Regions from separate parts of the Homo sapiens genome. Here region 1 is linked to region 2. A link is a loop called in an ENCODE intact Hi-C map of the cell type or tissue named here. Cell type or tissue: endothelial cell of umbilical vein. All regions are shown on one strand. Links, peaks and the distances in the headings refer to the core of each region. The heading gives the core; the rest is flanking DNA.

Region 1 (11,320 bases), core at 2,182-10,181, 83 kb after region 2:
CGTGTCTCAGCCTCCTGAGTAGCTGGAAATACAGGTGGGTGGCACCACACCCGGCCAATTTTTGTATTTTTAATAGAGACTGGGTTTCACCATGTTGGCCAGGCTGGTCTCAAACTTCTGGCCGCAAGCAATCCACCTGCCTTGGCCTCCCAAAGTGTTGGGATTATGGGCATGAGCCACCACACCTGGCCGTAGAATATGGTGCTTCTTGATGAAAGGGTCAGCTGAGGCAGCCATCTCATAGCTGTTGAAGTAAACCTAAAATATAGAGACAAATCTCCAAATTCAATGTTTTATTTGGGAAGCAAGAATTGTAAATTAGGGCCTACACACAGACCAGGTGGTCTTCAGTATGTCCAAAGAACAAAAGGAAGGTTGGGAGTTTTATTAGAGAAATGTTATGTGTTGTTTTGAAAGAAAGCTCATTGGCACTAGAGAAGCTTTTGGGTGTGGACAAGCTCTGATTGGTGAGTGACGACAGCAGGTAAAACCAGTCTTAGAGTCACAGTAGGTGGTCCCAGCAGCTACTAGCTAAAACTGGTCTTGGTGTTACAGCAGGCCATTTCAGCAGCTAGGCTTATAGAAAGTGTAAATTTTGGAGCAGGTGCGACAGTGCTATGTGCCCTGAGTGCTTTTTCCTCCTGGCCCCTTGACTCTGATTTAGTTGGGTAAGACAAGAATGACCTAATTTGTATAATCAACCTTCACACAGCCAAGAAAAGTTCAGTTTGAAGGAACAGAAAAACAGAATGAGCTGGAATACTTAAGAAGAGTTTTAAATTGCAGAACTAACCTTGAACAGTACTGACTTTCAAACAATGAGTCCTTATAGTTTAGTCTACTGTTAGATTTTTCTGTAATTTGTCCACTGAAACATCTGAAACCAATACAAGCCCAAAGCCCCTTCTACAAATTTGTTTTCAAAATGTAGACAGGAAATTTTGGGTTCTTTTTACAGACCGAAGATGCCCTTGACTACATTATATATATTTAATTATATTTCCAGAATTTATGAACACCCTTTATCTTGAATCCATTTCCTATGCAATATCTCTACTCATCTAGTTATTTCCATTTAATCGCTCCCATTACCACAGCCTCCCAGAGTCTGTCTGTCTCCAATTCTGATCTCTTTAAATCCTCCACACCATAGCCAAGTGCTCTTAAACCACAAATTCCACCACAAAAAAACACTCTGATGGTTCACACTGCCTCTAGTGGTGGCCTTCAAACTCCTTCTTGAAGAAAATGTCAGCCACCAAAGTGTTTCCCCTTAACCCTGATCCCCAGGCTTCTTTGATTAGGGTAGAGGTCTCTCTCATAAGCCTGTTACTGTGATCCAGTGATGAGAAGATGGAGTGCAATGCTTTATAAACTGTTAAGCTCTATGAAAAGGTGTGGTATTGTTATTTCCAAAATACTCAGTTAAATTACTGATTCTTTCAGAAAGACAATAAAAGCCTACCTGAACATCCAGATTAACATCACTAAGCAACACCACACACTAAGGGAAGCTAAAGTAATTTCTGCTTAAAGATAAATGAAAACATGATCTGTGACCTTACCCCCAACCCGGTGCTCTCTGAAACATGTGCTGTGTCCACTCAGGGTTAAGTGGATTAAGGGCGGTGCAAGATGTGCTTTGTTAAACAGATGCTTGAAGGCAGCATGCTTGCTAAGAGTCATCACCACTCCCTAATCTCAAGTACCCAGGGACACAAACACTGCGGAAGGCCGCAGGGTCCTCTGCCTAGGAAAACCAGAGACCTTTGTTCACTTGTTTATCTGCTGACCTTCCCTCCACTATTGTCCTATGACCCTGCCAAATCCCCCTCTGCGAGAAACACCCAAGAATGATCAATTAAAAAAAAAAAAAAGAAAAAAGAAAAAAAATTAAAAAATTAAAAAAAAAAAAAAGATAAATGAAAACATTCTAAAGAAGAAAGATGGACTGCAATCACTCAACCCACAGTGGACTTTGCAGGACTGAGAAGTAAATGCTGATATGTAAAGCTACAGAGATTTCTGGGTTAATTTGTTTCCATAGCTTATAAACTACCAAGAGAGGTAGGACTTACAAATATGCTCTTTTCTAATTAGAGGTGGGGCAATGCTATGTAGTATGTCAGGGTTTCAAAAATCATTGTTTTGGGACTCAACCCCATTCCTGCAATTTACTCATTTTATGGCCTTAGTCAAAAGTTACTTCTCTGTAGCTTAGTTTTCTTTTCTTTTCTTTTCTTTTTTTTTTTTTTTGAGATGGAGTCTCGCTCTGTCACCCAGGCTGGAGTGCTATGACACGATCTTGGCTCAATGCAACTTCCGTCTGCTGGGTTCAAGCGATTCTCTTGCCTCAGCCTCCCGAGAAGCTGGGGCTAATGGCATGTGCCACTACGCCTGGCTAATTTTTGTATTTTTAGTAGAGGCAAGGTTTCACCATGTTGGCCAGGCTGCTCTTGAATTCCTGACCTCAGGCGATCCGCCTGCCTCAGCCTCCCAAAGTGTTGGGATTACAGGTGTGAGCCACCACGCCCGGCCAGTTTTCTTGTCTATAAAATTCTTCTTATCTGCTAGGTTTGTCTTGAGAATTAAGTATTATAGCACCTTAAACAGTACCTGGCATATGGAAAGCAGGTTATAAATGGTAGATAATGTTATTAGCAAGATGACAAACTAGAGTTCCAAAATTACTTAAAATTCTAGTCCTGCTTAGAAATAAAATTGTATTTTTAATCATTCAAGTGCAATTTATAGTTTAACATTATATACTTAAAGTCAGTTTCTGAATTCATTCATTGGGCAAATATTTATTGTATCCCTACTATGTGCCAGGCACTGATCCTGGCACAGGAGAATCAGTGATGAACGAAACAGAGAGAAGTGCTTGCCCTGTGGGGCTGAACTTCTACCTCAGAGGTCTTGCGCTACAGTGGAAGCAGAAGAGGAGCTCAGAGGTGGAAGGTTCTTGTTCTAGTCTGAAGTCAGAAACAAAACAACTTGTTGACTCAAGGGATGTTGGGTATGGAATCAGGGATTACTTTTAAGATCTCAGGCGGCCAAATGGAAGGAAGGATTTGCCACTAATGAACCTGGGAAGACCGTGGGGAGAACAGTTTGGGAATGGTCAGGAATTCAGTTTTGTGCCATGACAGGTCTGAGCTATCCATCAGTGACGCCAAGTCAGCAGACAGAAACACAACTTGGGAGTTCAGGGGAGAGGGCTGGGCAAGAGATTTAAGCTGAGGGGTCATAAGACTTACCTAGGAGAGTCTCTGGACTTAAAAGATTAATATCCCTTTAATGTCCACATCAGAAGTGGATAGTAATGTTGATAAACTATATTTCTATTTACACTTCTACTTTCCTAGCTCCTTTTTTATATAAGAAATTCTGCCTTCATTAAAGGTCTATAGCTAACGAAAGTTGCTTCCAGTTCAGAAGTTTTCCTTCTAAAGCAGGCAATTAATATTTTATAGGATTATTGTTTTCATCAAGGCAAAAAAATAATCAACATGTTTTGAGAATAGAAATGTACATTAAATGTACATTAAAGCATGCTTAACCCATTTATCCTCCAGCCAGCTTCCTTATGCTAGAGGTTAGAGTGGGGAGCAGCCGGGTCCCTCCATCTGCCATCAGTCAGCCTCACAAAGCTTATGTCTGCACTAACAACCATGGCGACCAGCGAAACAAGCCAGGACGCTGGAGGGCCCTGGTGAGGTGTCTTCGGATGCAGCACTAATGACACTGCTGCGACTATTAGTGTCTGCAATTCAACTCAACTTCTTCCAGTATTTATTTATGCACTGAATTGTTTGTATTTCCCATGAAATAAAATCAAAGAACAAAGCCAGTACACATAAAGCTTACAACGACTTAGAGAGCTAAGACTTAACATGTAATCAATACTATGGCTGAAAAGCAAACCCACAGATGTTAGACTTAGAAAAGAGGAAAAAGAGTATCTTGCTCAATGCAAAACTTAGGATTAAAACAAACCAAAACAAAAAATCCAGATAACCGAAACATGTGTTTGTTTATTTACTACTTTTAAAGAAATGATTAAAGTCTAACATGGTTATTAACAGTTGTTAAATTTAAAAATCCAATAATAAAATTATCTTCTTTCTGTATAATGGCTATGAATTTATAGCTTGTAGAATAAAACTTACTGAGGAAGAAAAAAATGAGAACCCAAAAGGATGGCAGTGAAATCCATCTGTACCATTATTCATGGGCTACAACCTCAGTATCTGATCACAGTCTTATCTGATGTGTCTCATCACATCATTTTGGGTAATTTATTCATAACATTTCCTGAATCTCTATAGTTATACTCCACAAATCTAAGTGGAAGCAATAACAAGAAAACTCAGGGCACCACACACACAAAAATACCTGTAGGTTTAGTGATCAGATTCTAGTCAAAAGTTGTTGCTGGGTTTTCTTTTTTCTTTTATTGAAAAAAATACATATGTTAAAAAACTTTCTTCTGAATGATTATTTTGAAAATTAACAATTTTATGAATTCAGGTTCCAGACAAGTCAAGAATACCAGGGAAAAAAGGGAGTCTCAACTCTCATTTGCAAGGCACGACATTGTTAAAAATATTTCAGACCACATTCTTGAACTGAGGACATAAAATAATACATTATATCTTTCAACATAGAGAAAATTTCAAAAATAAGTTATAACTATGTGACTAAAACATTATATTAAAAGAAAAGAAGGCCTTTTTGTGAGCACCCAAATAATTCCTCCTCTGTACACAGTGACACAAAAGCATTTTTAGCTTTCAGGTTTCAACAAATCCTGTTGTAACAACAATTCCCTCCCTTCCCCGCCTCTCCTTTCTTAATTCTCCCACATCTCAAAAAATGAGATGGAGAACCTGGTATTTATCTTCTAACACCATCAGCAGTTTTTACCTCTCAGATTTCTACGTTGTCCTTTATTTGCTTTTTTCAAGTTAACTTATTGGAGCTTTATAAACATATCCAGAATTTCTGAAATAAGCCTCACGTATATGGTTTTTCTTCACCATAACTAACTGAGGTTAATTTGAAGACAACTGACCGAAGGAGTTAAGACAGTGAAGGCTACTGACAAAAGGTATGGTAAATAAAACCTGTCTTAATGCTTAGAGATCTAAGAATAGGTCTTTCGGTATTATTTAGTTCGAATTATAAGCAGTAAATCTGCTTTTAAATATTATTTTTGATATAAATAAACCTTGTCTGGAAAGCTGACTTTACATTTTAGTGAAATCTACAACAGACTTTCTGTTGGCGAGTAGTTCATAAACTGAAGGTGCCTGGGTTCTGTTCTGTGTGCACTGTGTTTTGGGACCATGAGAGAGTTTTCACTGTAGACCATGTAAGTGTTTACATGCGACCCCTCCCCTCTGCTTCTGCTTGCCTTCACAGTATTTCTCTACCACCACCACCACAGCTGCTGGAACAAAGTGTGCCTTTATTCTCTACGAGATAGAAATTTTGAGAGAACAGGCCACAAACGGTATTATACTCGTGGCTGGAGGGTAAAGCGCAATGCAGCTAAAATGCCAGTATATTTGTATGAGCAGAAAGTGACCTTCATTTGGAGAACAAATTCTTTCTACATAAGTTCTCTATGCAGAAAAAAAAGCATTTGAATCCAATATTCAACAGTAAGCAAGCACTATGCTAATTAAATGACACGTCATATTGTTTACACTGATTTTGGCTGTCTGTAATTGATCACTGCCAGTACTTGTTAATCATGATGAACAAACTGTCTTCATGTCTGAAATATACTGAAAGTTATAAAATATATCAGTTAATGGGAAGAAAAGGATTATAATTGGTAAGCTGAACATAGATTGACAACAAAGGTTATTCAGTCAAAGTAGAAAGAAAGAGAGAGGGAGAGAGAAAAGTGAGCAAGCAGATGCTGTTAGAAAATGTTCCAGCAACCCCACACTTGAAGAATCCCTAAGCTGAAAATGGTCCAGAGGCAGTAATTTAGCAAGCTGGCTGGAGTCCGAAATGCTAAAACCTAAACTTGAAAGCAGCTATTACAAAACTGTAAACATGTGCTTGATTTTTTTTCTAGAAACTTTAACTTTTGTTCTATTTTGGTCTAAGTTTGGAAAACAGAAAAGAAACTGTATGATAGCAGGTGAATCCTAGGCACACTGATGTCTACAGATAAGTCTGACTCTTAAGAACTTAAAATCCTAGGGAAATCCTTTTCTAAAATGGTAAGATTTACATTTTCAGATTATGAACAAAAACAGAACAGCACAATCCAGATAGTCTAGGATCTAATGTCTTAGAGAATCAATGTTTGTAGCTATGCAAAGTTTATACTTTAAATATAGGCAATGGATTAGTACTATTTCAAATATTTAACCAAAGCCAGGCATCAATCTCCTTGCCGAGTCATCTGAAGCTGAGCCATGTGGCCTATTAACATCCTCTACAGTCCTTTTTTTCCTTGGTGGGGAGGGGAGTGGGTGAAGTAGACAGTTAATGGTGCTTTTTGCCTCCAGATACAGTGTTTTCCCTGGTTCCCAAGGGAAACACACAGGGGGAGAAAGAATTTCAGCAGGAAGTGTTGTGGTAAAAGGGGAAAGGATGCGGGATGACCCTGTGAGGTAGGAGGGGTGGAGAGAGATCTGGACGCTGCAGGTTGGCTGCTGAAGACTGTATGACATGGGGTGATATCCTATCTGAACATTCTGATCTGAAAAAACAAGGATGCTTGAGATTGTCTGTCTGAGGTTTCTTTCAGCTCCAAGATTCTATGAAAATAAATCAGCCCAAGGAAGGAAGAGAAAAAGGGAAAAGATCCAAATAATTTTAAACATCAATTGTCACAATACATAAGAAATAAAAATACTAATAATGATGTCAATTTTAAATTACTGAGGACTTTCTGTGGCTTAAATATTGGTCTAAGCCCTTAAAATGTATTAACTTATTTAACCCTATGAACGAAGTATTTCAATCCTCCCCATTTTCCAGAAGAGGATACTGAGGCACAGAGAGGTATAAAGCTAAGAACTGGCCCAAGTGTCTTTGACTCAAGAGCCTGTATCACCTTTTGTAAAATACATATGAATCACGACAGAGCCACTTTAGCATACCATTCAAAATTAACTCAGAATGACAAAGAAAGTCAGTACTGCAGTATTTCAGAAACCATTACATTTTTCTCAAATAAGGCAGTAAGCAGTGCCAGATGGGCTAGATAGGGGAACAGGAATAGAAAGATGGAATCGAAAGCCTTTTTGTTTCTTAAAACACAGCCAAGCCACAAAGTAGGTGGTCTTTTCCTTCCTCTTAAAAATAAACAAAGAAAATAAAGGGTTAATTTATTTCTGGTATCCTTTCACATACAACTAATGATGTGGTTATTTCTGGTATGTATTTTTGAGATCTGCCATCACTACTTCTGAATTGTTCAGAATAGCCGGCTTCATTTGGGCCAGGAAATGATTCTGGTCCCAATTAGAAAGGACCTCATGTTCTTATATACAAAAAACAGTGGCTTAATTGTTTTGAGTACCAGGCACCTGAAGTAAAACAAGTACTAACCTCAGTCAGGATTTTGCAAACAGGTATTAACTAGAACTTAGGGATAACCATGCCAGTGACTCAGACTTCTTTCCACTGCTGTCCTTCCTCCTCAAATGGTTCACTTGGGCTATGTGCCTGGCACTGTGGGTGTGTCATAAAGATCTGTTTATGAAAGCCACTTCCTAAATACTTTTCTAAAATGTATTTATAAACCATCTTTAAAAGGTGGCCTTAATTTATTTTCTTCCTTATTATGTATTGAGTATTTTCATTAAAAATAAAATCATTTGGGCGAGGCGTGGTGGCTCACGCCTGTAATCCCAGCACTTCGGGAGGCCGAGGTGGGCGGATCACGAGGTCAGGAGATCGAGACCATCCTGGCTAACAGGGTGAAACCCCATCTCTACTAAAAATACAAAAAAAAAAAAAATTAGCCGGGCATGGTGGCGGGCGCCTGTAGTCCCAGCTACTCGGGAGGCTGAGGCAGGAGAATGGTGTGAACCCAGGAGGTGGAGCTTGCAGTGAGCCAAGATCGCTCCACTGCACTCCAGCCTGGGTGACAGAGTGAGACTCCATCTCAAAAAAAATAAAAATAAAAAATAAAATCATTTGAAAAACCTATAATGCTATTAAAATTCTTTATCAGATACTATAGCTGGAATTTCAAATGTCTAAATCTCCTAACAACGTACATGTCCACGCTACAGTTTCAGCATATGTTGAGTTTTAAAAAGAATTAAGTGGGCAACTGCTTTCTTTATGCCCTGTATCAACACCACCCATGCATATCACTCAGACCAGTCTTCAAGGCCTGGTGGGAGCTTTTCTCCTCCAGCCTACAGCATCCTCATCTGCTTGGGGGCTGGAGAAGGGGGATACTCAGATGTGTTCTTGGCTCCTACTCTAAAGGGAAGCCTTTTGTTTACTTACTTTCTTTCGCTCAATCCTGGTTTTGCCTTTTTTCCTTAGGCTTTGTTATTTGGTTCTCTACTGCACAGAAATAGATAGAATTCTGACAGCCATCATTGTTAAACATCAGGATTTTCTAAGAGGACAGACTTAACAGTAACATCATGGCCTCAGCAGGACTCCAGCTCCTTGCTTTCATCCTGGCCTTATCTGGGGTCTCTGGAGTGCTCACAGCCACTCTGCTGCCCAACTGGAAGGTGAATGTGGATGTGGACTCCAACATCATAACAGCCATTGTACAGCTGCACGGGCTCTGGATGGACTGTACGTGGTACAGCACTGGGATGTTCAGCTGTGCCCTGAAACACTCCATTCTGTCCCTCCCCATCCACGTGCAGGCTGCGAGAGCCACCATGGTCCTGGCGTGTGTTCTGTCTGCTTTGGGGATCTGCACTTCCACAGTAGGAATGAAATGTACTCGCTTAGGAGGGGACAGAGAAACCAAGAGCCATGCTTCCTTTGCTGGAGGAGTCTGTTTCATGTCTGCAGGAATCTCTAGTTTAATCTCGACAGTGTGGTACACAAAGGAGATCATAGCAAACTTTCTGGATCTGACAGTTCCAGAAAGCAACAAACATGAACCTGGAGGAGCTATCTATATCGGATTCATTTCTGCAATGCTGTTGTTTATCTCTGGCATGATTTTCTGCACCTCCTGTATAAAAAGGAATCCAGAAGCTAGACTCGACCCACCCACACAGCAGCCTATCTCTAACACACAGCTCGAGAACAATTCCACACACAATCTGAAGGATTATGTGTAAATAACTGAGTAATGCATATGAAATGGAACTTTTGGGTGCCAAATGGGACTTTTAGATTAAAAAAAAATCAGAATTATGCTTAACTTTCCCTACAAAGAAAGTAGAATGTAAAATACTTTAACAACTACAAAGTAGTTTAAAATGCCAATAAAACTATCATATACAATTACATCTGTCTGAAGAGTTCTTTATTTTTTCCATTATTGTTTCCATGTTTTACTTAAAGATTTATAATTGAAAGAGGTTCTGATTACATTCATAAGGCAATTATTTGATAGCTTTTTCAAGATAATTTGCTGATACACCTTTCAAACTGGATTTTATAAAAGAACTAAACTGCCAAGTATAAAAAGTACCTTGCCCTGGTGTTAACCAAGAATATTATCCACTTTGCTATCTGGTTGGCAACAACACAGCAACTTGCTTCTGTTTTAAAGCTACAGTGTGTGAAAGTACATTAGGAATACAAGAGCTGCCTACTCCATTCAGATGCTGCTAAAACCATCCATCCCAAGTCCCCACCTCCTGTGACCAGCCCATTTCTTTTTCATTTTAGAAAACTATCTACATATATTTGTAAGAGCTGACAATATTATATGCAAACTAAGATTAGGCAGAACTGAAGAAATTGGTAAATGCTACCACAGTAAAGAAAGCCAAACCAAACTAAAATCTCTAGGACTCTTAAAGCATTAAGTACAAGCTAAGTGATAAGAACAAAAGTTTGTTTTAAAATGTTTAAGAACTCCCTTCTTCTGCTTCTAGCAAGAGGATTCTCCACAGATTAAGTTCATTTATCCTATCACATTCTGGATTTACTACCATCCCACTTCCTCTCTCATTTATTCATATTTGGATGATAAAAGTTACCTTTGTCACTTTTTCTCTCAAATTTCATTCATGTTAACAAAAACATTCTTACAAATAAGCTGTTTCAATTAATGAATGTCAAAATATATTTTAAAGAATGCTTTTAAAATATAAATTATGATATGTGATTCAAATATTTTAGCAAGTAAATAAAAATCTAGGAAACACTGCCCACTATTGTTTCTAACAATTTATTTGTTAATTGAAGCTTAGTCATTGTCAATGATTCAATGGTAAAGGGGAAAAAAGATTATTTCTTTGTACATTAATAACTCAGGAAGTGGGAAGAATATATTTTACGTAAGTAAATAACTTTCATTTGTGCATACAGAAATAGACTAACATATCCTATACCTATTTTACTGGGTAGACATTCTCTTCTGCAACAATGTCATTAGCTATTACTGGAATAGCTAAAACGAAAAGGTATTATCACAAACGGGAATTAGGAAGGGGATCATTTTGTAGAAGGTTAAATGATTGTTTAAAGTATGTATTCCTTTTGAGTGGTCAAAATGTTATTTTATACACAAGTGTCATACTAAAAAGAATTCTGATGCAAAGAATGATTTCATGCAAATTAATGTGCTAGAACTGCTTTGATCCCATTAATAGTTCTTCTCTCACTTTGCTGAATGTGGCTGGGTTTACATAGTCTATGTAGCCTTTAGTCCTACAGTAAAAGTTATCTTTATATCTGCTATATCATTCTATATATACTTCAAAAATAATTTTTATTTAGCTCTGGAGTATTTTCTTCCTAAGTAGAAACACGAATGTTTCAAACTCTCAGAAAACCAGCCATTTTATATGAAATAATGGCCCAGTGTATTGTTTGGAAGTGGCAATCCTGCAATAAATGATGTGGAGTCTCTCTATTCCTACAGGAATTCCTATCCCGCTGTGTTCATTCCTCCACCTGCACTCCTCCCAGCCTCACTCCCTCACTACCAAAGCTCCTGCTCACCCTTCAGGATTCACACGGACCTCTCCTGTAAACTCAATCCTGACAGCCTAGAAGTTCAAGCCCGCATCTGCACTCGCAGAAAATGCTCTATTTAACAAACTATGAATTTAATAAATGCTCTCATTTAATCCTCACAATAGCTCACATGAGCACACCAAGACTTAAGTAATGTGTACTGTGTAAAAAC
Region 2 (11,320 bases), core at 1,996-9,995:
TTATTAATAAACAGCAAACTTTCTTTTTTAAAATTTATTTTTATTTTTATTTTTTTTTGAGACAGAGTCTCACTCTGTCACCCAGGCTGGAGTGCAGTGGCACAATCTCAGCTCACTGCAAGCTCTGTCTCCCGGGTTCAAGAGATTCTCGTGCCTCAGCCTCCTGAGTAGCTGAGACTACAAACGTGTACCACCATGCCTCGCTAATTTTTGCATTTTTAGTAGAGGTGGGGTTTCAGCATGTTGCCCAGACTGGTCTCAAACTCCTGACCTCAGGTGATCTACCCGCCTCGGTCTCCCAGAGTGCTGGGATTACAGGCATGAGCCACCGTGCCTGGCCAGTAAACAGCAAACTTTTAATGTAGGTCATGAATTTTAAAACTTTGTGAAGGCCTAAAAATGAAAAACTGTGTGCCAGTTTAGTTTTCTCACGGTAAGACTTCCATATGAGGAAATCATTTGAAGGTCTGAAGTTTTGAGTTGATCATTCATGTGTATTTCATGTACTGCAGTCAAGTAAATTAGGGGCTCGGCTAGTACTGAAAACCAGTAGTTTCGCTTTATACCTCTGGAGAGCCCGGGTCAAGCTCCACAGGAGACCAAGTGTGGGGTCTTTTTCCTGGGAGAACACAGAGCAATTTTTATACTTAATTACGATAATAATGGATTTCCAATTGAAATCTCTGCATGATTACCAAAAATGAATGAAAAAACACCAAAGAGAAGTTGTTAGGATTGATTTAATTATAAAGGAAGTTTATTAGGTCATTTTTGGAATTAAAAAATCAGATGGTAAGATTTGCGATTCAATAAGGTATCTCGTGCTTTCTCCTCCTCTCTTGGGGCTTTCCTCTAATTTAAAATGCCATTAAATGGACTATTGGCATATAAAAGTGAATGTCATAAAACAAAAATTATGATGGAACTTATTAATTACTTGGGTATATTAGGGCCATCATTCAGCTACCCTGGGCTGCTGTTATGGGCCTGAGTATTCCATATAATACATACATGTGTCCATTTGTTGGATTCATTACTCTTGAGGGATACATTCACTACCTGTGTTATGTCTCTATGTATTTTATCATAATAAGAAATTACCACAGAGGCTATAATACTTTTGGTACTTGCGGGAATGAATTCCTGTAGAAAGTAGAGAAAGGGGCAAATTTACCTTTTTTTTTTTTTTTTTTTTTTTGAGACAGTCTTGCTCTGTCACCCAGGCTGGAGTGCAGTGGCGCAATCTTGGCTTAGTGCAACCTCCACCTCCCGGTTTCTAGTGATTCCCTTGCCTCAGCCTCTGAAGTAGCTGGGACTACAGGAACATGCCACCACGCCTGGCTAATTTCTGCGTTTTTAATAGAGATGGGGTTTCACCATGTTGGCCAGGCTGGTCTTGAACTCCTGACCTCAAGCGATCCACCCTCCTCAGCCTCCCAAAGTGCTGGGATTACAGGTGTAAGCAACCGCGCCCGGCTGTTTTTCTTTTCTTTTTAAATTTTTTTTTAAATAGTAAGGATCAAGCAGGTGAGTTAAGCCACTTTTATTTATTTATTTATTTATTTATTTATTTATTTATTTATTTATTTATTGGCAAGGAAACAGAATAAAGAGGCAGTCCTGGATCTGTTAAATAGCTATTCTATTACTCATCTTAGGCAGCCATTCGGACTGTCTAATCCTTTACAACCAATGTCTGTGTGGACAGAGAGCTTAGTTAGCCAGGCAGGCACGGTGCTTGTCCACATCACGTCCTCCTGATGGAATCTTGCAGGTTCTTCCACTACCAGCCTAGTGGGAGCCACTAACCCTTTCCTGGTGTCCTGGCAAGACTGTGCTCTGTGGGTGTGACAGTCTCCCAGGCAGCGCCCCGCCCACCTCTGCCCTGAGCTTTACCATTCCTCCCCTCTCCTAAGCTCCAGGTGGCTGTTCCATAGTGATGTCGCCTGTGCTGGAAAAAACAGCCCCAGCAGACTCCTTCCCCAGACACCACAAACAGAGGCTTTTCTTTTTCTTTTCGAGGTAGTTGCGTTGCTTGTGAAGGAAGTTACATGCCTTTGGGCAAACATCTCAGAAGGAAGTCTTCCATTTTGAAGGTTGAGGGGAAAAGAAAATAAGGGTAGGTGGGTGGATTAAAAGATAAAAGTGAAAAAAGACCAGGTCTCTCATTCATATGCAACATCTGAATGACAAGAGAAGCCTGTGTTTGTGGAAACTCTGAGAGATGGCAGGGTGACAAGCATACAGGTTTTGAGTCAGACGTGGGTTCAGGTCCTGGGCTGCCCTATACTGGTTTTTTGACTCACCCAGGGAGTTCTGGGCTTTGGTGGATGCTACCCCAGCCTCTTTACCCTGGTGGAAACGGTTCTGAGGTGCAGTCTACACAGCTCTGCAGATGGGCCCTGGAATGAGCCCCAGCTGTACACAGCAGCCTCGCTTTCACACCTCCCATGGGCTTCCTGCCCTTCTTGCCTCACTGTCCCTACCCCTTCCTTTGGGAATCTCGGGGTCACCTTCCAAATAAACTTCTGTACTCAAGTCCTTGACTCAGACTCTGCTTTTAGGGGAGCCCGAATGAAGATGCTGAGCCTCACTTTTCTCATCCAGAGGATAATGTTTCTCCCCTGCCCCTGTGGTCCCTGTGAGTTTGGGGGAGTTCCTGTCTGTGGCATGTTCAGCCCAGCGTTTCACTTGGCAGGAATTCTGAAAACGTGCTTCTCCTCCTCCTCCCTCGCTTTTGCAGCTTCCTGTTTTATTAAAAATTACCTTGATTTACTTTTGCAATGAATTAGAAAACAGTAATCCCATTTTTTAACTAAAAAAGTTAAAATTTACGGAAATCAAAAATTTAAATGACTTTGAAAAACAGTTTTTAATACAACTTTGAATTATAACTTAGCAGTGGCCGGCCATTTGAGAGCCTGCCTTTCCCTAAATTTCACTTTCCCTTGGCATTGCTAGAAGGCAACCATGTACTTGAAAAGAAGGAAAGTTCTGTTTGCTTTTCCAGAGAAGCCAATCCTTTGCTTGCTATAAAAACCAAATGGCTGGCTCTCTGGGAAAGAAGACCTGTTTTTTTAAAATAGAAATTATAAGAATATCAGAAAGTAGATGAAAAGGAAAGCCTTAAGCACTTGTTTGGGCTTATGTTGCCCTTCCAAGCAGAATATTTATAGCCCCCTGTCGAGCACTTAAAATGTGTGGGGGACCCTGGGAACAAGCTACACAGAGTTCAGGGCTTTCAGTCATATCCTGAAGTTTACGTTGCTTAACTTTTGTCTCTTGATCAGTTTCAAGTGGGAAAAAAAATCTGTCTCTGTCTATATCTCTATATCTAATGAATCTTTTACTGAAAGAAGTGTTAGTCACAGTGGCAGGTCCCAGGAAGCTAGGGGGTTGCTTGTGGGTTGCTATTAAGGTTCTGCTTTTCTAGAAAAGAAGCATCCTTGCAGTATTTGACATTCATTGATACTAATAATGTTTAGGAAAATGGGTCTCAAACTTCCTAGTGCCCAAGACTCACCTGCTGAGCTTAATGAAAATGCAGATTCCAGGGTTTTGCTGTGGGTGCACCTCCTGCAAGAGGCTTGGGGCAGTGCAACCCCCCCTCCCCCACCCCGCCCCCTTTTTTTTTTTTTTTTTTTTTTTGAGATGAAGTTTTGCTCTTGTTGCCCAGGCTGGAGTGCAATGGTGCAATCTTGGCTCACCGCAACCTCCACCTCCTGGTTCAAGGGATTCTCCTGCCTCAGCCTCCCGAGTAGCTGGGATTACAGGCATGCACCACCACGCCTGGCTAATTTTGTTTTTTTAGTAGAGACAAGGTTTCTCCATGTTGGTCAGGCTGGTCTCGAACTCCCAACCTCGGGTGATCTGCCCGCCTCGACCTCCCAAAGTGCTGGGATTACACGTGTGAGTCACTGTGCTCGGCCGCAAGCCCCATTTTTAACTTGCGCAGGTGTGGAAAGCAGCCTTGGAGAGCCAGCCTCTCTAGCCTGCATTGGCTGGAGAGCAGCCCCAGGGCTGGCGTGAGCACTCCCGCTGCCCCTTGGCCATTAGTCTACAAGAGGTGGCCTGAACTGAGGCAGTAGGACTTACTGTTTCCTGAGGCCTTCTATGCCGAGGTTTTGAGGATGGAATGAGATAATGTGTGCAAAGTTCCCGGCACATGATCTCTGTTGCGCATGTGTGTTCTTAGGAATTGTGTGTCCCAAACCTCCACCATTGTCTTTCCTCGTGCGCTCAGAATGCAGGCAGTCGACTCTTAGCTCACCTCGTTTATTGCTGGGCCCGTGCTTGGAAGACACCATGTTCCATTTGGCAAATCGCTTACACTGGGAAGCAAAGAACTTCCAGCATTCACCAGCTTCACTCCACTATGCCTGTGATGCTCTGTGAGGAGCGGAAGAGACAGGAATATATGGAGAATCGTTGAGGGTTCAGTATGAAGTTCCTCTGTTGCCTACAAAATGAGTGACCATTTGATTTTGCCTAGAAGGGCTTAAATTTCTGTTCTAGTTATTCACAGTGGAGAGAGGAAATGTCCGTAGGCTGTATTTGACTTGAGCGGAAATATCATCTGTAAAAACTTTTTATGGAGAGAATTAATTTTACCACTGGAATTCCCCAGAGAGGCCAGTGTTATTTCAGAGCCAACAAGGCAACCATTGAAGGGATTGGACAGGCCAGACCTGTTTATACTGGGATCCTGTTAATGCCATACTTGTGATTTGTGTATGAAAATCCCTTTTCTAGTGTTTGCCATCTTTTGAAACATTCCAGCAGCTTTTAAGAAAGTCTCATTGGGCATAGAGTTTCTGAATAAAGTCTTTATGTAAACACTGAACTTGTCGCATTAATGAATTCTCCATCTATAAACAGCCATTAATCCTACCTTGTTAGGATTGGAGGTGTATTTAATAGGGGACAAAAATAGAAAAGACCTATGTTCCTCCTTCCATTTAGACGATGTAAATCCAACACAGGCTTACCAGATGATGAAGGTAATTGCAGCCTGAGGTTCTTTTTTTAGCCTCCACGCCCCCTTTGAATCATTCTTTTTTTAAATCGCTGTGAGTAGCGTTGAGTCTCAAGCTACCAGAAGCCACTTCGATGTAAATTTGCTCTTTGGAATGAATTGCTCTTGGGAATGTATGTGTCCATTATATAGCTTCTCACCAGGGAAAAGCATTATAGAGCCAGCTCTGATGTGGCAAACCCACTTATTTCCTGTTTATGAGAGTGAGGGCATTTTGGCTTCCATAGCCTGTTTAGGATGACTAACAGCATTTAGCTCAGAGAATGCTCTGTTTGTGTGTAAAACTGCTATTAGTGAGTCTGGCTGGCTGATACCCCAGATTTCCAGATGTAAAAACATATTAGTGTTCCTAAAGATGAGTGGTACTTTTTTTTTTTTTAAATCAGAAAACAATCTGATTGGGAAATACTGGTTTTACCAGGACACAGAACTTTGGTCTCAGAATTACGAGTTTGTTTTGTCTGTGCTGAAGATCGGTTTCATTTCCACCAGTGTGGAAGTGAGCGTGTGGCTTTCTTTTAGTGGTGGAAAAAATTAAGATCCTGGATACTAATTTCCTTATAAAACTTAGTTTTGTTTGATTCTCTTTTTCTTATTCTCAGTCATTTATTTATTCACTTGTGTATTTAACAGATAACCTTTTGTTAAATGTCGAAGGTACATAAAGGTGAATTACACATTATTTCATACTCTCAAGAAGCTCATAGTTGAATTGGAAAACACTTGTAAATCCTGGCTCCAAAGAAAAAAAAAATTGCAATGAAGAGAATTAGAGGTCAGAGGTGGGATTTCCACTAATTTTTCTGTTTTACAAGAGCAAAGGCACCCAGAAGCAAGGCACAGGGCTCTCAGCATCAGCATCAGAGGACAGTTTCTAGAAGGGTTTGTGTTTGATCTCAGCGCTGCAGTTGGACAGGCCATGGACCTGGAGGTGTGTGGTGGGGGGATTTGGTGGAGGGAAGGGCCTTTCACATAGAGCAAGCAAGCTGGAAGACAGAGGCTGCATGTAGAGGTCACGGGAAGAAAGGTTGGAAAGTCTATTGGGGCCAGATTGTAGAAAACCCTGAATTCCAGGAATTTATAACGTATCGTTGCATGTATCTGAAAAACCAACTAGCTAATTAACTAACTAATGAATATTGTATTACTACTTCCCCCTGCCTTCTATAAAATATAGAGAACTTGTCTGCTCATTTGATGGCCACTGGAGTGTGTGTGTGACTTGAAAAGCTTGCCCCTGCCTGTCACCTCTCTGATCCCACCACTCTAGCTTCATTCCTTTGGATCTTAAAGTATTGTCATGTTGAATGATCAGAAGCCCCTTATAAAATAAATATTCAGATGTTTTAGAGGAAAGAGTGAATAAAGGAACCCCTATATGTTCTCTGTAAAACCTAAGTCTTCCTCAGCACTGGGAAGCCGTCTCCACTAAAGTGTGGTCCTCACCGGTCCCCTTTAGGGGTGAGGTAGATGGATTAACATCCTGCTGGCCTGTGACAGGGATGGCTGGTGGGGAGGGGACACCCCATGGCAAAGAGGACCAGGCAGTATGAGGGTCAGGAGGAGAGATGTTAAATAAACGTTCCCAGCATTTTGAGTAAAAATCAGTCTTGGCTTTTCTCTCCGAACATTAACTATAAATACAACTTTCAGATAAAAATCTACAGAAGTTCTCTGAAGCACACTGTGTGAAATATCTGTTGGCTCTGCCACTTTTGATAGACATTTGAGAGTTTGGGATGCCAGGCAGGTCTCCTATGAAGGTAGAGTGAGCCGGCTCTCTGTGAAGCAGTAGTTCTATGAAACTATTGGCTGCTGAGAAGAGGAAACTTTACAGCCTGTTACATAAGGAAAAGGAAAAAAAAAAAGATCTCACTTTCCTGTCGGTGTTATGAGTACTGGCTGCCAAATGGTGCTTGTTTGTGTTTCTATTTTTTTCCTCCTTCTTTTGTAAGGGGCTTGAAAATGAATTCTATTTCTCACTTTATTCCTGCCTATGAAGGAAGTGAGATCATTGGGAAGGACCAAGTATGAAAATCTTCTTTTTAGCTCTCGTGTTTAGAGATAACTGTATTGTGACACTATCTTCGCTTTTTCAGATTGGTAATACATGCGCATGGTACAAAATGCCAGCAGTGTAGAAGGGTAAACGGTGACAGCTAAGTCCCCCTAAGCTACATCGGGCAGTGGTGAAGAGCATGGACACCATCTGATGACCTGGTTCAGGTCCTGGCTCCAGCCTCTCCTACTCACTAGCTGTGTGACCTTGGACAAGTCACTTAACCTGAAAGCTCAGTTTTTCCAAGTGTAAAATGGTCTAGGATTTTTGTAGGAGCAACGGACTAGTATTTGGAAAGCACCAGATACTGCCTGGCACGTAGTAAATGCCATGTAAGTGTGTGTTGAATACGCAGATACATTCCTCCTACCCTGTTCTTAGCCATGCAGTGTCTCTTCCAGAGGTCATCATTGTTCTTAGTGTCTTTCTCATCCTGGCCTGGAGAATTCTAAATATTGGGGAAAATTGGCTGGGCGCGGTGGCTCATGCCTGTAATCCCAGGACTTTGGGAGGCTGAGGCAGGCCAATCATTTGAGCTCAGCAGTTCAAGACCAGCCTGTGCAACATGGTGAAACCCTGTCTTTACTAAAAATACAAAAATTAGCCAGGCGTTGTGGCGCACACCTGTAGTTCAAGCTATCACTCGGGAGGCTGAGGCAGGAGAATCGCTTGAACCCAGGAGGTGGAGGTTGTAGTGAGCCAAGATTGCGCCACTGCATTCCAGCCTGGATGACAGAGTGAGACTCTGTCTCATAAAAAACAACAACAAAAAAAAAAAATTGGGGAAAATAATGGGGTATTTTTCTGCCTTGTTTTTACTCCATTGTCTTAGTACATGGCTATGGTGGAGAGAATAATGGCCCACCCCAAACATGTCCACATTCGAATCCCCAGAACCTGTGAATATGGCAAAAGGGATTTTAAATTTCAAAAGACTTTGAAGATATGATTAAGTTAACTATCTTGAGATGGGGGATGGATTTTCATGGATTATGTGGGGGGCCCAGTGTAGTCACAGGGGTCTTTACTGGAGGGAGGAGGGTCAGAATCAGAGAAGTAAATGTGATGAGGGAGGGAGAGAGTTGACAGCCACGAGCCAAGGAATGCAGGCAGCCTCTAGAATTTGGAAAAGGGATGGAAAGAGTCCTCCCTTACAGCCTCCAGATAGAACACAGCCCTGTGGCCTTAATCTTCTGATTTTCAGAACTGTAAGGTAATAAACTGAGTTTACATGTCAAGCACCATGTTTGATGGCAGAAATACAAACATGAAAAAAAAACAACACAGTTCTGGTATTCGGGGTGCCATGGTCTGGAGGCAGACGTGTGTACAGACAGCAGTCATAATCCACTATTGTCATTACTCTAGTTTTACAGTTCTTGGACTTGTCGGTCTCTTTCTGGACGCTTTACTGTTAAAAATTATTGAGGGCCCTAAAGAGCTTTAGTTATGCGGGCCACATCTATATCTATTGATATTGACTGTATTAGAAATGTAAACTGAGCAATGTCCAAAATGTTTGTTTAACATAACAATAGTGGATCCATTTTTATGTAAACACAATAAACATTCTTTTAATGAAATGTCTCCTCAAACCAAAAAAAAAAAAAACTTAGTGAGTAGCCTTATTTTACATTTTTGCAAATTTCTTTAATGTGCATCTTAATAGAAGAAAACTAGATTCTCATATCAGCATCTACATTCAGTCTGTTGCAGTGTATTGCTTTGGTGGAAGTTATTTAAAGAAAATTCATTCTTATACAGGTACATGTAGTTGGAAAAGGGAGGAGTATTTTGATACTCCTTTCAGACAACTGTGGATATTCTTTCATGTGTTCCCAAACTCAGCAAGTGGCCATTTCTTCAAGGTTGGTTGCAATGCGGAACCTGAGGCATTATTGGTGGACTTTTCTTATTTGGTAGCATTAAAATTCATTGGCCTATCTTGTACTTGGAATAGATCTTTTACTCATGCGTGATTTCATAACATGCATTGTTTATTTGGAAATATGGAATCACTAAGTTATGTAGATCTTCCAAATGTGGACATTTCATTTCACAGTATTAAAAATTACTTTCAGGCCAGTCACGGTGGCTCACACCTGTAATCCCAGGATTTTGGGAGGCCGAGGTGGGAGGATGGCTTGAGGCCAGGAGATTGAGACCAGCCTGGGCAATGTAGTGAGATCCTATCTCTACAAAAAATAAAAAATTAGCTGGGCATGGTGGCTTGTGCCTGTAGTCCAAGCTACTTAGGAGGCTGAGGTGGGAGGATTGCTTGAGTCTGGGAGGTTGAGGCTTCAGTGAGCTGTGGATTGTGCCACCGCACTCAGCCTGGGGGACAGAGCGAGACCTTGTCTCAAAAAAAAATGTCACACTCAGATCTCATTGGAAAAGTATTGGGAAGCTCACGGTGGCAGATACAAATTTTCCAAAATTCTGATTTTTGTTGGACAGTTTGAATTATATCTACCAATACCGTCAGGCTCATTTTGTTCATTTTAAAGAAAATGTTTTTTTCTCACCTTTATTTTCCAAGTAAAAATTGTGGTTCTTGAAAAAAGACAGTTAGTTCCGCTCCCAACACAGTTGTACATATGTTTTTCCTCAATGCTACGATTGTGCTTGGGTATGCAGCTGACGAGTTGTATGTGTGCTTCCTGAACATGTTCCAAGGGTGGAGGTTTAGGAAAATTACCAATTTTTGCTGCTCCATTGAGGACATTCTTAAGTGAAACTGGCGCATTTTTAAATGTAAGAGTGTGGCAATGAAGAGCGCAATGGTGCTGAGCACAGTTTGGTGTTCCTGCCTTATTTGTGCTGAGACAGCAGCAGATGCTTTGCACCATCAGTGCACATGTCCTCAGAGAGCAAAAGGCAAATGACATTTGACATTTGACATTTTTCTGAAAATAATTTTCAACTTGTGGACTCCCTGGAAGGGTCTTGGTGACCCCAGGAGTCTACAGACCACACCTGGAGAAGGGCTGTTCCGATACATATGGAGCAGCAACACAGAGGAGCAGAAAACTCATGTTCCAGGTTGATCAGGGCCACTCTCCAGGGAGGGTCTCACCTTTGTTAACCCCTAGGGAATGAGAAGGTAGATGAGGGGGCATAGAGCGTTCCAGGCGCAGAGAAGCCGGGAGGAGGCCGGGGCTGTCTAGCTGTGGGGAGGTGTGTGAGTAACTCAGATGGTTGGAGACTCAGGTGCAAATGGGGAAGAGGAGAAGGTAGGGTGAGACAGGTGAGCAGGGCCAGGTGACAAAGGGTCCACGGAGCTGCGAGCAGCCTGGATGTAAAGATCCACAGGGAAAAGATGATCAGGGTATGGTGGGTCAGATTTGTAGGTTAGAAAGACAGGCAGCCCCGGTGCCAGCCAGGGAAGGGCATTGCAGCTGCTGCTAGTCCTCTAAGAGATGACCAAGGGTGGCCAGGCACCAATGGGCTGAGAGGTGGGTGGCACAGCATGGCAGGCAGTCCCTGCCCTTCCCTCCCTCAGAGCACATAGGTAGGAGGAGATACTCTGTCCTCCTCCTTTACAGGGACTCTGTCTTGTATTTGTCACCAATAAATCACTGGGCACATAAGTAGAGTCATTCAACAAATATTTGCTTGAACATTTGAACAAATGAGTAGAGGATATAGGAACAACAAGACTCAGAATATGAGAAAGAAGAAAACCCCAGGTCTTCCGCTTTAAACATTTCAACATTGACATGATTTGGCTGTGTCCCCACCCAAATCTCATCTTGTAGTTCCCTTAATCTCCATGTGTCATGGGAGGGACCAGGTAGAGGTAATTGAATTATGGGGGCGGTTTCCCCCATGCTGTTCTCATGATAGTGAGTTCTCATTAGATCTGATCATTTTATAAGGGGCTTCCCCCTTTGCTGGGCACTGATTCTTCTTGCTGCCACCATGTGAAGAAAGACATGTTTGCGTCCCCTTCCACCATGATTGTAAGTTTCCTGAGGCCTCCGCAGCCCTGCGGAACTGTGAGTCAATGAAACCTCTTTATTTTATCTATTACCCAGTCTCAGGTATGTCTTTATTAGCAGTGTGAGAATGGATTAATACAAACATTAACTTTATTTTTCAACAAGATTCTAAGGCTTAAGGTGTGCAAAATAAAACTTGTAACTAAGAAGGGAGCTGTGGCTTTGTTTATAGCTTGAGATTGAATCCGGGTGCAAATAATTTGAGAAGTTTTTGCCTTCAAGGTG

The links. A loop is a pair of places that touch in the nucleus more often than their neighbours do. Peaks named below come from ENCODE experiments on the same cell type or tissue, not always from the same donor. Only the 100,000 strongest peaks of a DNase experiment are listed, where the experiment ranks them.
Region 1: a loop joins it to region 2, with 6 times the contacts of the local background. A loop is called at or near these places in 13 of 110 quality-filtered maps.

What each region holds. Positions count from the first base shown.
Region 1 is chr6:155,267,084-155,278,403 of GRCh38, forward strand. The region is part of intron 5 of TFB1M (transcription factor B1, mitochondrial); the gene reads right to left. It overlaps CLDN20 (claudin 20), which reads left to right. Exons shown (of 2, transcript NM_001001346.3): 2 at 8,533-9,465. The coding sequence starts at 8,637. The coding sequence ends at 9,296. Among named protein-coding and RNA genes, the nearest start is that of CLDN20, 8.7 kb to the left of the region's middle. In endothelial cell of umbilical vein, for the core only: no CTCF peak of the experiment used is centred there; a DNase peak (open chromatin) is centred at 6,538; H3K27ac peaks cover 3,281 bases.
Region 2 is chr6:155,183,949-155,195,268 of GRCh38, forward strand. All of the region lies in intron 14 of TIAM2 (TIAM Rac1 associated GEF 2), which reads left to right. Among named protein-coding and RNA genes, the nearest start is that of CLDN20, 74 kb to the right of the region's middle. RefSeq lists enhancers at 1,411-2,218, 2,219-3,024, 3,507-4,010. In endothelial cell of umbilical vein, for the core only: no CTCF peak of the experiment used is centred there; DNase peaks (open chromatin) are centred at 4,653, 5,293 and 6,943; H3K27ac peaks cover 3,779 bases.